2 separate regions of the Mus musculus genome follow, and region 2 is linked to region 1. Evidence: chromatin loops called from intact Hi-C (ENCODE). Cell type or tissue: left cerebral cortex. All regions are shown on one strand.

What was found. Hi-C counts contacts between places; a loop is a spot of excess contacts. Peaks named below come from ENCODE experiments on the same cell type or tissue, not always from the same donor. Only the 100,000 strongest peaks of a DNase experiment are listed, where the experiment ranks them.
Region 2: it touches region 1 in a loop (3-fold over the local background); 13 of 42 quality-filtered maps call a loop at or near these places.

The regions. Positions count from the first base shown.
Region 1 is chr10:24,957,857-24,965,856 of GRCm38, reverse strand. It overlaps Gm36228 (a long non-coding RNA gene), which reads left to right and starts at 5,917. Exons shown (of 5, transcript XR_871528.3): 1 at 5,917-6,324. In left cerebral cortex, a CTCF peak has its summit at 4,592 (motif pointing left); DNase peaks (open chromatin) are centred at 3,737 and 4,510.
Region 2 is chr10:25,235,991-25,243,990 of GRCm38, reverse strand. Akap7 (A kinase (PRKA) anchor protein 7) reads left to right here. Exons shown (of 8, transcript NM_001379238.1): 6 at 4,253-4,365. Among named protein-coding and RNA genes, the nearest start is that of Gm25016, 26 kb to the left of the region's middle. In left cerebral cortex, a CTCF peak has its summit at 4,610 (motif pointing right); a DNase peak (open chromatin) is centred at 4,642.

The DNA.
Region 1 (8,000 bases):
TACTATAACCTGGATGTGGATGGGGATAGCTTTAAATCAAGACTTGGTGCTCAGTGGAACATGTAGTCACTGTCCTAAGAGATGGAAATGATTGAGCTAGTAATTACCGTCTCTGATGGTATCAGAACAGTTCGTTCTGTTGTGGTTTTTGGATCTTTGCAGGTTCCAAGTGTGAACTAAATTAGCAACATACAGAAGAACCTTGTGCAGTGCTTGGGGCCCTATAAGGTTCAGTAATATTTGTTTTGTTTAAAAGGAAAAACGAAAGGGTCAGAAGGGGGTTTCTGAAGCAGAGATTTTTTGCTACTGCAGTAGTTCTCAAGCCCGCTGTGCTCTGCAAACCCAATATTACCTCCAATCTGCTATATTGTGATGGAAATTGCACAGCAGAAGGCAGATCTGGACGGCAAAGATATGGGAAATTATTTAACACAGCAAGAGGAGCCCCTGTCGACGGTAGCATCCCTCCTGGTTGTGTCAGCAATCTTTCTCATCAGGAACGCTTTCTACAAGCTTTGCAAAGGCTCAAGGCTGAGTTAGGCACAAAGGTTAGCAGAGGTGTGCTTGCCCAGTGCTCACAAGGCCTGGATTGGATCCCAGAGGACAGTATCGTGGTGTCCAGAGAGAGAGTGAATAGGAAGTGGGGACTTGACTTGTGAATCAGCACAGTACGGAAACAAAGGTGACCAGTCCTGCACTTGATGAAGCTCCTGCTTTTGGCACCTTGTAGATGAAGCAGAATTTTCTGCAGAATTTTAAGTTCAGAGGACTACAAACTGGTTTATCAGCTCTATTTAGGAAGCTCTGAGAAAGGAGATAGTTAAAAAATAATGACTGTGAGTTGTTCCTTGCTGTTTAGAATTCTGCTTTTAATTAACAAAGAATACACTATAAAATCTGTTCTGGGAAGCTGGAGAGATGGCTCAGCGGGTAAGAGCACTGACTGCTCTTCTGAAGGTCCTGAGTTCAAATCCCAGCAACCACATGGTGGCGTACAACCATCTCTAACAAGATCTGACTCCCTCTTCTGGAGTGTCTGAAGACAGCTATAGTGTACTTACATATAATTAATAAATAAATAAATAAATAAATAAATAAATCTTAAAAAAAAAAAAGATCCGTTCTGAGAAAATAATATTATTGAATTTGGCCGGGCGGTGGTGGTGCATGCCTTTAATCTCAGCACTTGGGAGGCAGAGGCAGGCGGATTTCTGAGTTCAAGGCCATATATATATATATATATATATATATATATATATACATATATATAATTGGATTTGATTGCTTGCAGAAGTGTTAAAGACACATAGTTTCAAAATGGACAGAAAATAGTTTTTCTGTAGTCAAATTCATATTTTCCAAACAGTCATAATATGTAGTTTGAGAGCAGCCTTAAGATTTATTTATGTATTTTACGTATATGGGTACTTTGTATGTACATCTGCACACCAGAAGATAGTGTCAGACAGTTAAGTGCTGACTTGTGGATTCCCAGAGTTGAACTCAAGACCTTTGGAGGAGCAATTTGTGCTCTTAACCACTGAGCCATCTCTCCAGACCCCCAAATACACCTTAAATACAGGGTTGCTCTATTAGGACTCTGTGTGGTCCACTTTTCTGAACAGTATTGTTAGCTAAATGTATGGAACCTCTAATGATCACATAAAAATAAATCAAACAAACAAAAAAACAAAAAGAGGTGGAGATTCTCTGGATAGCTTATTAAAAACTGCTTCTGCAGCTACAGAGCACTGGCTGCTCCTTCAGAGGATGATTCCCGGTGCTTTCATTCAGCTTACAACTGTAGCTCCAGTTCCAGAGGCTCCAATGCTCTCTTCTGGCCTTCAAGGGCACTAGGCATGCAAGCGGTACACAGACGTCCATACAGCAAAACACCTCTACACAGACACATACACACAACAAGACAATTCTGCCTAATACGACAAGTTACAGTACGATATTGCACCCTCCGCAGAGCTGAAATGAACACAAGAAAATGAGTATGGCTTTGAACACCCTACGAACGCTAAGTGCACGCTGCATTTAACTGTTCTACATGGCTCTCGCAGAGCAGCCCCCAAGGGTTGGTGAGAATAACTGTAGGGCATGAGTGGGGTGGTCCAGGGAGGCACCAAGAGGAGATGAGTGAAAGCAACAAATCATCCAACAGGACGGGCAGCCGACATTTCAATAAACCAATTAAAACAGAATGTAAGGAGGCTGAGAGAGGCCAAAAGCAAGACAGCCTGAAAACACAGCGGATATTATTATTTGATCTGTGTAAAGTGCAAACATTATCTGATTTAAAATGGCAATTTCCACATACCAAGTAGGAATATTAGTCCTACTTTAGAGGTAAGAAAATTAGGCTTCAGGGTTTGGGATTTAGACCCAAATCCACCTAGTCCAGCATCCACACAGTGTAATGAAAAAGAGTTAGTAAAGAAAAAAAAATACAAAAATCCTGGTTATTGCGCTGGAAAGATAGCTCATTGGTTAGAGGCTCTTGCTGCTAAACCTGATGACCTGAGTTCAGTCTCCAGGAACTGCATGGAGGAAAGACAGAGAGAACTGACCCCCACAACCTTCTACCTGATATCTACATGCATGCTGTGGCATGCACATACACCACACATAAACACATGCACACATCACACCATACACGCATACCATACCATAAACATATATACATCACAACACACACAGACACCACATCAGACAGACAGACAGACAGACACATACCCCACCATACACACACAGAGCACACATACCACACCACAGCATACCACACCATACACACATACAATACACAAAGTGCGCATATACAACACATCATACCATACACACACTACAAATACCACATGCACACCACACCACACACACACACACATACACACACACACACACACTATCCCTCACATATCGTACCATATACACACCACCCCTCATATACCACACACACACACACACATACACATACATACCACCTCATGCACACACATACATATCATACCAGACAAACATACACACACCATATCATGAACACACATACACACCACACTACACACACATATACAAACATACACCACACCACACACACCACACTACACACACATATACAAACATACACCACATCACACATACAACATACCCACACACATACCACACCATACAGACACACCACCATACAAACACATAGCCCACATCATGCACACACATACACACCACACCACACACACCACACTATACACACACATACACCACAACACACATACAACATACCCACACACATACCACACCATATACACACACACCACATCATGTACACACATACACATCACACTATACAAAGATACACACACACCACATCATGTGTACACATATACACCACACCATACAAACACACACACACACACCACTATACACACATTTAGAATTTAAAAAATAAAAAATAAATTCATCATCCAGTGGACGACTTGACTACAGTAGTGGATTTATCACTGTGGCCCAGTTTCCTCTTGGGCTTTATTTACAGCTTAAGAATTTCTTTCTCTACATAAACACAAATCTTTGTATTGTAAATGCTTAAACTAGGCAAATTTGGAATGATACATGGATGTTTCCATACATTTGTTCATATTCCTAAAACTTTTGCTGGTTTCTTCTTCCTCAAAGCACCTATAAATATCTCTGCAGGAAGAAGTGTTAAGAGCAAGCCTTCCAAGATGCTGTGTGCACTCCGCATAATTCTCGTCCAGATTTAAACTGATTCACCATGGAGATGAATAACCTTTTTAAGGGCATGCTGCACCACTGGTAAAGTTTACTTAATTTATTTTGACAGCTGCCTCTAATTGCTTAATAGCACACATTATATGGATAGTAAAAGGCTTAATAACTTAAGATCTCATTGCTATTTCAGATGGAGTGATAGGCATGTATTTGCCAGGCATGTGTGTGTTTATGTGCATGTAGTGTGTAGTGTAGTATGTGTGTGTGATGACCTCTGGCCTCCACTTGCATGTATACACACAAGCACATGCATATATGCAAACATGCACAAACCCATACAAAATAAACTCTAAATAAACTATAATTCTCTCTCTCTCTCTCTCTCTCTCTCTCTCTCTCTCTCTCTCTCTCTCTCTCTCTCTCTCTCTCTCTCTCTCTCACACACACACACACACACACACACACACACACACACAATTGTTCTAGGACTCGCTAGAGAATCCTCACCAAGCCCAGGCACATCTGTGAAGATGAAGGCCACATTGGTGTGATTGGTGTTTCTATACATTAAGGAGCCAGAAAGTCACTGGCCCACCCTCAGAGGCTGGAGAAGTGTTGGAGTCCCACAACCTGTGAGGGAAACGCCTTTGCTTCTAAATCACTTGTGTGTTGGGGATTTATTCAAAGACACTGCAGTTCTCAGATGTGAACATACTGAGTTATATGAGGAATGTCTTCAGCAAGTAAATATTTCCAATTCTCAGCTGTGAAACAAACAATGACTCAAAGGTAGTGTAGGCTAATGTTAATTTGTGTGCATGGGTCTTTTTGTGGGGCTGTCTTATTATTATATGTTAATCTAGCGCCCTCTTGTGCAGTACATTTTAATAACAAAGTTTGAAGATGTATATACTGTGTTTCCATATCCAGGTACTAGAGGGACATAATCATTAGATAATATTACTTTATCTTCTTTTTTATTATCAACATTGTTCAAACAAAAAGACAAAAGACTGAAGATCACCTGCTGTGAGTTGAGGTGAGAGCAAAGGCCACTTTTCAGAATCAAGACAATTCTCTCTTCAAAAGAAAATATTTCATTCTTGATAAGATGATACAATGACAACAGTCCCCCTTCCCTTTCTTCCCACCAACACCTCCCATATGCCCCACCTCACCACTGCATCAGGCAGAGACCATCACAGAAAACCACTACCAATCAAAGGGCAAAGTTGTGGAGCCCAGTCCTAAGGGATAGATCAAGACATTTCTTAAGGAAATCTAACTCACTCTCAAGAGAAATAGGGAAAGTATTTTTGTAGTGCAATATAATGAATGAGTTTTGGCGGATTCTTGGAATTTTAGGGCAAAAGAAAAATGTGTTGCTCCAGTGAGAGGCAAGAAATGGTTGCACTCCTGGCTCCCTGTGTGCATGGAGGCCAGCTACATTGTGCTTGTGCGAGCATGGCCAGCACCAGCTACATTGTATTGTTAGCTCTTCTTGGGAGTAGAGCACCCAACCTGTGTTTCAATTTCAGGAAATGTGATAAGCTAGCAGGAGTGAGCCCCATATGCAACACCATCCTCTGGGTAGTGACTTCCAGAGGTCACAGCTTCAGGCTTTTCTCTCCATCACTGACACGGCTTGAGTACATTGAAGTCCTGCTGTGCTCCCAGGAACTCGAGAGTGCAATCCTCCATTTTGTTTTGTTTTGAGACGAGGTCTTACTATCTAACTAATCCAAGATACCTTAAACTCTTTTCATCCTGCCTTAGCATCCTAGAATCGCAGGCCACCGCAGCCTGCAGAATGTGGCCTTAACTGGAGACAGGGTCTTTATGGGTGTAGTTAAGTTAAAATGAGGTAATTTGGATGGGCTTCAATCCAGTACTGTTTCTAGAAGGGGGGTGGGGTGGGAAGAGAGCTGAGCTGAGCGTGGCCAAGCATGCCTGCAACCCCAGAGATTGTAGGTGGAAACAGAAAGATGGAGAGTTCAGAGTCACCTGCATGATAGGAAATTCTGTCCCCTCAAATAGGGTAGGGAGATGTGATAGCTGTCCTTGGTTGTCAGCTTAACGAAACTGGGCAGACTTGTGAGGGGTTTTTCTTGATTGGGTCATTTGAGTGTAGAAGATCCACCTTCACCCTGGGCCACACCTTCTGCTGGCAGCCTGTCACACGGGGCATGGTAGAAGGAAGGAAGATTCTGCTCTTTGTCTGCTTTCCCTCCCTCTCACTGGCAAGTTCATTTCTTCACTGCTATGAGGGCCTACTTCTTTGCAATTCCAACATGCACTGAAGAGCACCTGAGACATCCAGCCTTGTGGATTACTGGGTTCTTGGACTTCCCCTTTGTGGGCAGCCACTGTTGGACCAGCTGGACCACAGTCTGAAAGCCGCTCTAATAAGTCACAGGTGCGCATGCGCGCGCCAAAAGTTGCTTCTCTAGAGAACCCTGACTGGATGGCTGGTACAGGGGCATCTGTGATTGGTGTGATTGATGCTTCTATAAACTAAGGAGCCCCCCCAAATCATTGGCACAGCCCAGAAGCTGAGAAGAAGCATTGAATGGTCTCCACAACCTGCAGAAGGTAGAGTTTCTGCCAAGTCTAGTGATTTTTTTTTTTTTTTTTTTTTTTTTTTTGCCTGCAAAACTGTGAGAAGGTGCCTTTCTGCTCTTCCGAGTTTCTCAGTGTGTGACACTAAAGAGGGAAATGGAAATAATGAAGTGTTATTATGAAGGATTTACCAATAAGCTCACTTAAAAAATGCTAAGTTACACAAAAGTACAATTCAGCTGCGGGAGCTTTGTCTCTGTTGGGCTTGGGCGGCTTAAAGAACCCAAACCTGGCTGACAGCCACTAATCAAGCCCTCCCTTATCAGGGAGAGCTTACATTTTGCCAGGCGACTAGGGTGACCCTGGCCGACAGCTGCCCTGGGAAAGGCAGCCGAGGTCAGTCTCTGAGATAATTTCTGCATCATTAATCTCCCCGTTTGTCTAAACAACCGAGCCATGGAATTACTGTCTCCGTAAATCATGTTTAATTGCTCAAAGTGTAACTTGGGACTGCAAAGCTACGTTAAGTTGACAGGGATTTCTGTTCAGGTGGGTTCTCTTCCACACAGAAGCCTGAGCTAGTGGCGGCTATTATTGAAGAGTTTTTTTCCTTTATTTATCTCTAAGTGCTTGGAGTGATTTCTCACTGGGGAGGCATAATAACACTCCAACAGCACTTAGTTAAACAAACACATCACTCTGTCATCCGTGGCACAGTGTTTCCTCACGGCTAGGTAGAACAACAGTTTAGGGTGATCAAAGGACAGTCCCCAAAGACACCCATATGGAAATACTGGGGTGTTTTTGAGAATGGCAGAGTTTTTCTTCGATCTCGGTGCGCTTTGCTTGTGGAACTAGGGTTCCAGAAAAATTGACAATGCCGAAAGCTATCCCAAGCTTGCGGATCTCAGAAGGAGAGCGATCAGAGGGGATGGGAGAGGACAGAAGGTGGAGAAGTAAGATACCAGTGAGCAGCTGATCTGGGGGCTCCTTCAAGGACTTGTGGTAGAAACTAGACAGAGGCTCGGGAAAGGAGGTGAGCTGGTCGGTCCAGTTGGCCCAACCACAAGGTGTCCAGGTGCCCTGCTCAGTTTCAGTCACGTAGTCATCCGCAGCCTCGGGCAGAGGTGCTCATTTAGGACTTGACAGAGAAACTGGAACCAAAACTCTGCCCTGACATTCTTGGCCTCCAGCAAGGACGTTCTCAGTTGGAACTATTGCTCTGGGATCCCTGCCCTACCTGACTAGTTTCTATCTCAACCACTCATCTATATGAAAGCTTTCCAATACACTGTAAAGAATACAGTGTTCTATTATAAAAAATAACTCACTGGAAAAATATTTTTCTAATTATGTCCTAGATATCTAAAATTTGCATGTGTCATACATTGTTTTAAAGGAAACTTTAGTTATTATTACATTTCACCATTAATATTTTGGTTATTTCTTTTTAAGATGAAAGCATTTTTTCCTTGTGAAACTAAAGCAGTATTTCCCCTAATTTTCTTTCTTTTTTGTTTTTTTGTTTTTTTCGAGACAAGGTTTCTCTGTATAGCCCTGGCTGTCCTGGAACTCACTTTGTAAACCAGGCTGGCCTTGAACTCAGAAATCTACCTGCCTCTGCCTCCCAAGTGCTGGGATTAAAGGCGTGTGCCACCATGCCCGGCTTCCCCTAATTTTCTAAAGGGGTTAAGTATAATAATAAACCA
Region 2 (8,000 bases), 280 kb before region 1:
AACCTCTGGAAGAGCAGTCAGTGCTCTTAACTGCTGAGCCATCTCTCCAGCTCTAGGCAAACATTTCAAGACCCACACATAGGTAAGGACTTTCTGAAAATGGCTGCAAAGGCACAGAGCACAGTCCCAGATTGACACGTGGAGCTGAGTGACAAAGAAGCCATGAGCCGAGGGAGAGATTGCAAGGGCAGGCCAGGAACAAAGGAGAATAACTGTATGTAGTAGGCATCCTATAGAATGTTCAGGCCTTGCTCGATGAAATGCTACCACTCAGCATTCAAAGTCAGATGAGTTACCCTCCTCCATTACTACATAAAACTGGCCAAGAGTTTTGGTCATTATCTCTCTATCTTAAATTGGATTTCTAAACTATGCTCCATAGGAATGTGTCTGAGAATTTGATTTTGGAAAGCACTGTCACCTTGAGACTGGTTGGCTATTCCACGTATGCTTTAAAGATTGACTTGCCTACCCTAAAATTAGAAAATAGAAAAGGGAGGTTGTAGGGGGTCATGGTGGGCTTGGCTGAGCTGCCTTGAGAGGCCTGCATCGTAGGCTGCATCACAGGCTGCTCAGGTTAGAGTCCATGGCTCCTGGTGCACAATGTACCTTTCAGTTCCTGAGAGACCTGATGTCCTTCCTTGGGCAGTGAAGTGTCGGGGCCTCTTTGTGTTTCTCTGTTCCCGTAGTCATCAAGGAAGCATGGACGCTTGACAGAACAAATGGTGTCAGACATCAATCTTGTGTATCCCATATAGCTTGTATCCTGGAAACTACGACTGTGTTGATCCTGGCAGTTGCCATTATATTCTGTTTCTGACCAGGGCATAAAAATATTGTTCTCGGTAAAACTGCCACAGCTTCAGTTTTGCTGTTACCCCTCCAACTTGGAACCCTTGGTTCCTTGTGGCCATATCAGGCGACACTGGCCGGGTAAGTAAGCATGGGAGCTTACAGACAGAATTTATTTAGGCTTCTGGTTCCAGAGGGATACAAGTCCTTCGTGGCAGGAAGAACTGGCAGCAGACAGTGTGAGCAGACTGAGAGCTCACCTCCTCCATGGCAAATGAGTCCCGTAAACAGGGAACCGGAGAGTGCCAAGTCTCTAGACTCTCAAAGCCCACCTCCAGCAGCATGCTTTCTCCATGGAGGCCGTATCTTCTGAGCTGCCCCAAACCGTGCCAGCAGCTGAGGACTAACTGTTGAAATCGATGAGCCCACGTGGGAAATTCTCGTTCAAGGCACTGCAGCTATAGAACCTGTGTGGTTGGAAATCGAAAAGGAGGGTTGTGTGTGGAAACGAAGGACCATGCTGAGAGAAGGAGGAAGGCGGGGAAGGGAAATGGTGGGAAACACGGGTAACGGATAGGAAATGTCGTAATGAAGCCATTACCATTATTTTCACATAATCAAATTGGAAACTTTATTCCCTGTACATTTTATTCCTCTATAGTTGTTCTCTAGCTGGGAGACACCATCAAATAATGTTCCCCTGTGTTTTGTCTTTTTTAAAATTAGAGCCCTGGCCATAAAGCTTGGCTATGCTCCCCTAAATTGGCTTGCATTAAGAGGAAAACACATTATGTGTGTATGTCTGCATCATGTGCATACCTATAGATACATATGCACGTGCTTAAGGGTATGTGTATAAAAATGAACGTATTTACAGTTTTTCCTCAAAGCTGTAGTTAGAAAAATCTTTGTCTGATCTGCTTCCTCATAACAGTGTTATAAAATATTGAAAATACAAAAGAAAAGCTAGGTAGTGTACTCTGTGTCAGTATATCAGCCGAGGGACGACTGAGAGGTAGTTCTTCCCTGGAAAGGAGTTGTTTTCCTGATGCTTTGGCTATTGGTGTGGGCTGCTTTTATTCTTACTGTGGTATTTCTGTCAGGGACCCTAATTCCTAGAGTCCCAATTACGGTGTTGTTGTATAAACAGCATCAGAGTTTGAGGAAATATTAAGAGATAAGAAAGGGAAACAAGGTTTGCAAAAATGAGTATGCAGTTAGAAATATAGGATTCTGTTAAAATCAGCTTAATAGTTTACTTTGAAACAATGTTTAGTGACTTCTTTATTTTTAAGTATAAATTTACTGCTGCCACACTTTTAAAGAATTCATTTTAGTAAGATGTATATAAATATGTAAAATCTAAAACAAAAAGATAAAGCTGTTTTTGTTAGGTTCATTGAAGTGTTGCTTATTAAATTGTTTCAGTGTTCAGCATGGACTTCTAGTATTATAAAAATGTATTTACACATTTGATTACGTGTGTGTGTGTGTGTGTGTAAGACAACCCATAGGAGGCTTTTTCACCATATGAATCTCAGGGTTTGAACTCCAGTTGTCTATGTTGGGCACAAATGCTTTCAGGTTCACTGAGACATCTTGCTGCCCCATAAAACACATTTCAATGAGTTGTTCTTTAGGCAACTCTTTTCCTTCTCATCTGAGCGATAAATCATATTATTTAGGAAGCACAGCACATTGTCATTTGAAGGGTGCCCGATGTATTTGTTGTGTGATTTTCGATTTAGTGTGCGAAGGAATTTCTGTCTTTCTAGGAAGAATTGACAGCCTCTTTAATTATTCATGAGCTTCCCTCCAGAATAAGATTGAGTGCAGATGAAAAAATCCACATAATTTTTACATTAGGGGAGATTTTTTATCTCGAAAGCAACACATGTATAATGACCATCCAGTACCCAGGCTAAGCAATAGATTATCCTTCTACTAAACAAAGTCATTAAGAAATACCTCTCAGAAGGAGAACATTTCCTTCCTCACTTCTTTTTTTTTTTATATATTTTTATTAGGTATTTTCCTCATTTACATTTCCAATGCTATCCCAAAAGTCTCCCATACCCTCCCCCTACTCCCCTACCCACCCACTCCCACTTTTTGGCCCTGGCATTCCCCTGTACTGGGGCATATAAAGTTTGCAAGTCCAATGGGCCTCTCTTTCCAGTGATGGCCGAATAGGCAATCTTTTGATACATATGCAGCTAGAGTCCAGAGCTCCTGGGTACTGGTTAGTTCATAATGTTGTTCCACCTATAGGGTTGCAGATCCCTTTAGCTCGTTGGGTATTTTCTCTAGCTCCTCCATTGGGAGCCCTGTGATCCATCCAATAGCTGACTGTGAGCATCCGCTGCTGTTTTTGCTAGGCCCCGGCAGAGTCTCACAAGAGACAGCTATATCTGGGTCCTTTCAGCAAAATCTTGCTAGTGTATGCAATGGTGTCAGTGTTTGGAAGCTGATTATCGGATGGATCCCTGGATATGGCAGTCTCTAGATGGTCCATCCTTTCGTCACAGCTCCAAACTTTGTCTCTGTAACTCCTTCCATGGGTGTTTTGTTCCCAATTCTAAGAAGGGGCAAAGTGTCCACACTTTGGTCTTTGTTCTTCTTGAGTTTCATGCATTTATCAAATTGTATCTTATATCTTGGGTATCCTAGGTTTTGGGCTAATATCCACTTATCAGTGAGTACATATTGTGTGAGTTCCTTTGTGATTGGGTTACCTCACTCAGGATGATGCCCTCCAGGTCCATCCATTTGCCTAGGAATTTCATAAATTCATTCTTTTTAATAGCTGAGTAGTACCCCATTGTGTAAATGTACCACATTTTCTGTATCCATTCCTCTGTTGAGGGGCATCTGGGTTCTTTCCAGCTTCTGGCTATTATAAATAAGGCTGCTATGAACATAGTGGAGCATGTGTCCTTCTTACTGGTTGGGACATCTTCTGGATATATGCCCAGGAGAGGTATTGCGGGATCCTCTGGTAGTACTATGTCCAGTTTTCTGAGGAACCGCCAGACTGATTTCCAGAGTGGTTGTACAAGCTTGCAATCCCACCAACAATGGAGGAGTGTTCCTCTTTCTCCACAGAGGATGATTATTTTTAATTGAATATTTTTATGCAATAAATTCTGATTATGTTTTCCCCTCCTCATCTTCTCCCAGATCCTCCCCACCTTTCTCTCTCTCATTAGGAAACACACAGGCAAATAAAACAAGATAACCAGAATAAAACAAAACGAATACAAAAAAGCATGAGAAACACACACACACACACACACACACACACACACACACACACACACAAAACCCATAAAATGCAAATTGGAAACCATAATATGATCTTCCTTATAATACAGTTAGTCATCTCTTGAATCAACCTCTTAATAACTAAAGATAACTGTGTGTTACAGTAGCACTTTTGTGTTCTTTTTATCTTCTTCAGAGACTGCGAAAAGAACATTTCGGGAAAAAGGCATCCTAGCTGGAGAAAGCAGAACTTTTAAGCCCCACCTGACCTTTATGAAGCTGTCCAAAGCACCGATGCTCAGGAAGAAGGTGGGTGCTCGTATGTAACGCTGGCCTTGGTTTGCAGGGCACAGCAGGCTGCAGCGTAGTTAGGGGTGTAAATGATAGTTTGTATTTTTTGGCGCCCTAACCTTCTTGTTCCTGGGACCCTTGGTCAATTCAGTTCTAACCCAAGGGTGTCGGAGATCTCAGTGTTTCTAGGAAGCTGTTAGAGCTTGTTTGCTGCGTGGTTGTTAGGTGCACAGCGACACCTCTGATTGCTGTGGCTTCTTTTGCGACTCCTCCCAGGAGAAACCTCTAGATGGTGCCAGAGGTCACTCGTGCCACCTTGGTTAGGTCTTCTGCCTCCTTCAGCTCTAGGGGCTTTTCCCCATGCTAGCTGGCCTTTATTCACCTGCTGCTCACTGCAGTCTGCGGTTCAAGCCCAAGCTGAGGAAGACAGTCTCGCGCTTTAGCCCAGGGGTTTCTTACTCAATTTAACTCACCAGCTGACTTCTGTTATAGCAGAATTTCTGAGATGAGCGTACAGATCAGTGTCCACTCCCAGCCCCGCGTTCTCCTCTGCCCTTGTTAAGGCTTGTTTGCAGCTTTATGAAGAAGGTCATGCTTATTAGTAAGTAGCAACCTCTCCCCGCCCCCGCCCCGCCCCGCCCCGCCCAATTTAGCATGTTCTGTTCTCAGAACTGTTTTTTTTTTTTGTTCTTTAAGCATGGGTTTGAGTGATCTATCCTGTGCTTATGTGCTGTCTACAAACTGTTGTTAAAGACGCCCTCAAAAAGATATCTTGCCTATTGTTGATAGTTATGTGAACAATTGATTAACGTGACCATGAGGCATGATTACAAAAATTCATTTGGTAAAATGACTATGTAAGTACTAGTCTTTGCAGCCCTGAGTGGCAGCCCGCAGAGCCTATAGACTGTTTGCTTCTCACTCACTATCTTTCTTGTTTTGCTGTCAATGGATCGTCGTCTTCCAAGTGGTTTCCCACTTAACCCCAGAGTGAAAACTCGGTTGTGAAGGTAATTCCCCTATTATAAATGCTGCTTTGTCTTTACGATATCAACTTGCAATGGGAGCACCCAGCGACGTTCACCAAATGGATGTTTAATTGCCCAGGTTCTGGATTTCAGCCTTTCAGACTGTCTGCATGTGGTTTCTTGGCAGTTAGCTGCGTAGAATCGACTCCCTCGTCTCCCCCAGAGGGAAGGGATGTGGCACTCAGGTTTAAATGCTTTAAGCGAGGTTGCGTCCTCGAGTTCTAATTCCTGTCTCTGTGTCTATTTTCAGTCTCATGTTCTTCCCTCTCACCGGCCAACTGCAGGTCACCCAAGTTCATTTATAAATATGGGGAGCATCTATTAGAAGCCATGATTTGGTAGCGATTACGTGCTGGGGACGGTTGCTTTGACCTAGGCTGGTAATCAAGATGGAAGGTTTCTGCTCGAATGATGTATGAACTTGAAACCAGGTTGCATTCTGTTTAGATTAGAAGGCTGAATCTACGGAGAACAAATTACCGCATCCTCTCTGTTCTCCATGGAGGAGATGCAACAAGGCCCCCAGTAAGTGCCTGACAGCACAGCCACCACTCATCACTGTATGTGTTCTCATCCCCACATGTGTGCTTACTCACTCAGAGGGGTTTATCTTCGATACATCAAATGCCAGCATCAGCCCTGTGCACTTTGGGGCCTTTATTATGTAAATGTAAGAATTACTTAAATTCTGTGATGCCGAGACAACCGGTCTGATCTCAGATGTGGTGACCGAGTGGCTACGGGGAGCTCCCTGTAGTTAGTGTGACTCTGTTGGTAAAGGGTTGATTCCCATCCTGGGTGGGGCCGGGTAGCAGAGGGTCTCATGCTGCTCAGAAAGGTGCATAATTCAAGACTGGTACGTTCTCTCTCTCTGGAATATCTTTCACTGGGTTCTAGTGCCCACTGTCAGCCTCCTTTTATGATGAGGCCTCCTTAAGTTGCCCAGGCTGGCCTTCAATTCTTGGTCCTCCTCCTCCTTCTCCTTCTCCTCCTCCTTCTCCTCCTCTGTCTCCCAGAATTGTGGGTGTGTATCACCAGGGAAGCTATTTCTCAAATTTTCTATTCAATACTTTTAAAGTGTGGTTGATCACAGAGAACTGAAAGTTTACATAAAGGTGCTGTTGTGGAGAGCCCTGGGGCTAATTATATCTGATGTTAATTCTGTTCTCCTGTGAGTGGTTGTGAACATGGAATTCTTCAGCCCTCAGGTGATTTCCTGTAAACCTGCTTAATTTGTAAAATAAAGGAAAGCTGAGGATTGGGCAGATAAAAGGGAAGTTGGAGTGGAAGGTGAGGAGAGAGAAGGAGAAAATGGAAGAGGGAGAGGATGCAGAGGAGGAGGAAGAAGAAGAAAAGCTGAGCAGAAGCACATGGCCTGGAGAAACCGCAATTTCTAAAGGGTCTCATAGATGTGGAAGATGATAGTGTAGTGGTAGATCTCTCTAATCTAGGCACACAGCATGTAATCATATTAACTGAGTTGTGTTTTCATTGCCAGGGCATATGTGGGTTGGAGAGTTACCACAACAAGGTGGGGCTTCTGACTGCCTGTTTAGATCCTTCCGCCTTCCGCCTTCCGCCTTCCCCCTTCCGCCTTCCACCCCTCCAGGTGCCTGGCCTGCTGCTTTCCATTGGACACCTCCTCCTGGGCAGTAACGTATCACCGTGTCAGCAGTTCTTTGCTGTCATCTTAGAGAACTAATTTTTGATGTAGAATCTGAGGTCTAGTGCTCTCAGGATAGCCTAGACTGACCTTTAGAACAGTGGAGTGCCTCTAGTGCCTCTAGTGCCAGTCACAGTATTTGAGACCAACATTTGTTAAATCAGTTCTTGGTACAGGGACAGCAAGGATTATAAATAGTGGCTTGTAGAGTTGGAACAGCTCTTTAAGTTGTCAACCATGTATCCAGCATTGAAAAACATTGCAAAAAGGTATATTACTGAGGCTGGAGAGACGGCCCAGCAGTTGGGAGCATTTGTTGCTCTTGCAGAGGACTCGGGTCCAGTCCCTAGCACACATGGTGGCTCACAACATCTGAAACTCCAGGTCCAGGAGATCTGCTGTCCTCCTCTGAACCTCCAGAGACTCCAGGCATACACTTGGTGCACACCTGTACTCGAAGATAGAACACTCACAGATGTAAGATGAAATATAAATGTGTATTCTTTAACCAAGATGCCTTTGTTGCTGATATTATCATAAATAATCTTAATAAGGAAGTTCTTTGTGCATGAAGATGTCCATGCAAGCATTAGCAGTGCTAGAGAACGGTTAGGAATGATGACTATGGTAGAGGGACATTTAAGTGAGCCATGTAAAGTATACCAGTGATTTCAGCATGTGTATATAAGGACCCTATAACAGTATAAGGAAGTAAATGAAATTTAGAATGCACCGTCACCAGAGATCTGTCATGAAGTTTGGGAGGTTGCTTTGCATAACATTTACTGTGTCTGTTAATGTCTTTCAGAGGTGAAGAGCGACTTCCCAGTGCTCTCTTAGCCAGTGGTCTTTCTGATGGCGACCTCAGTATCCCTAGATTCATGAACTCCCCTCGGCATATCAAAGATTCTTACTTGGCTAATATTTGCTGGGTTCCAATGGAAGATGGCCCTGGTGACTGA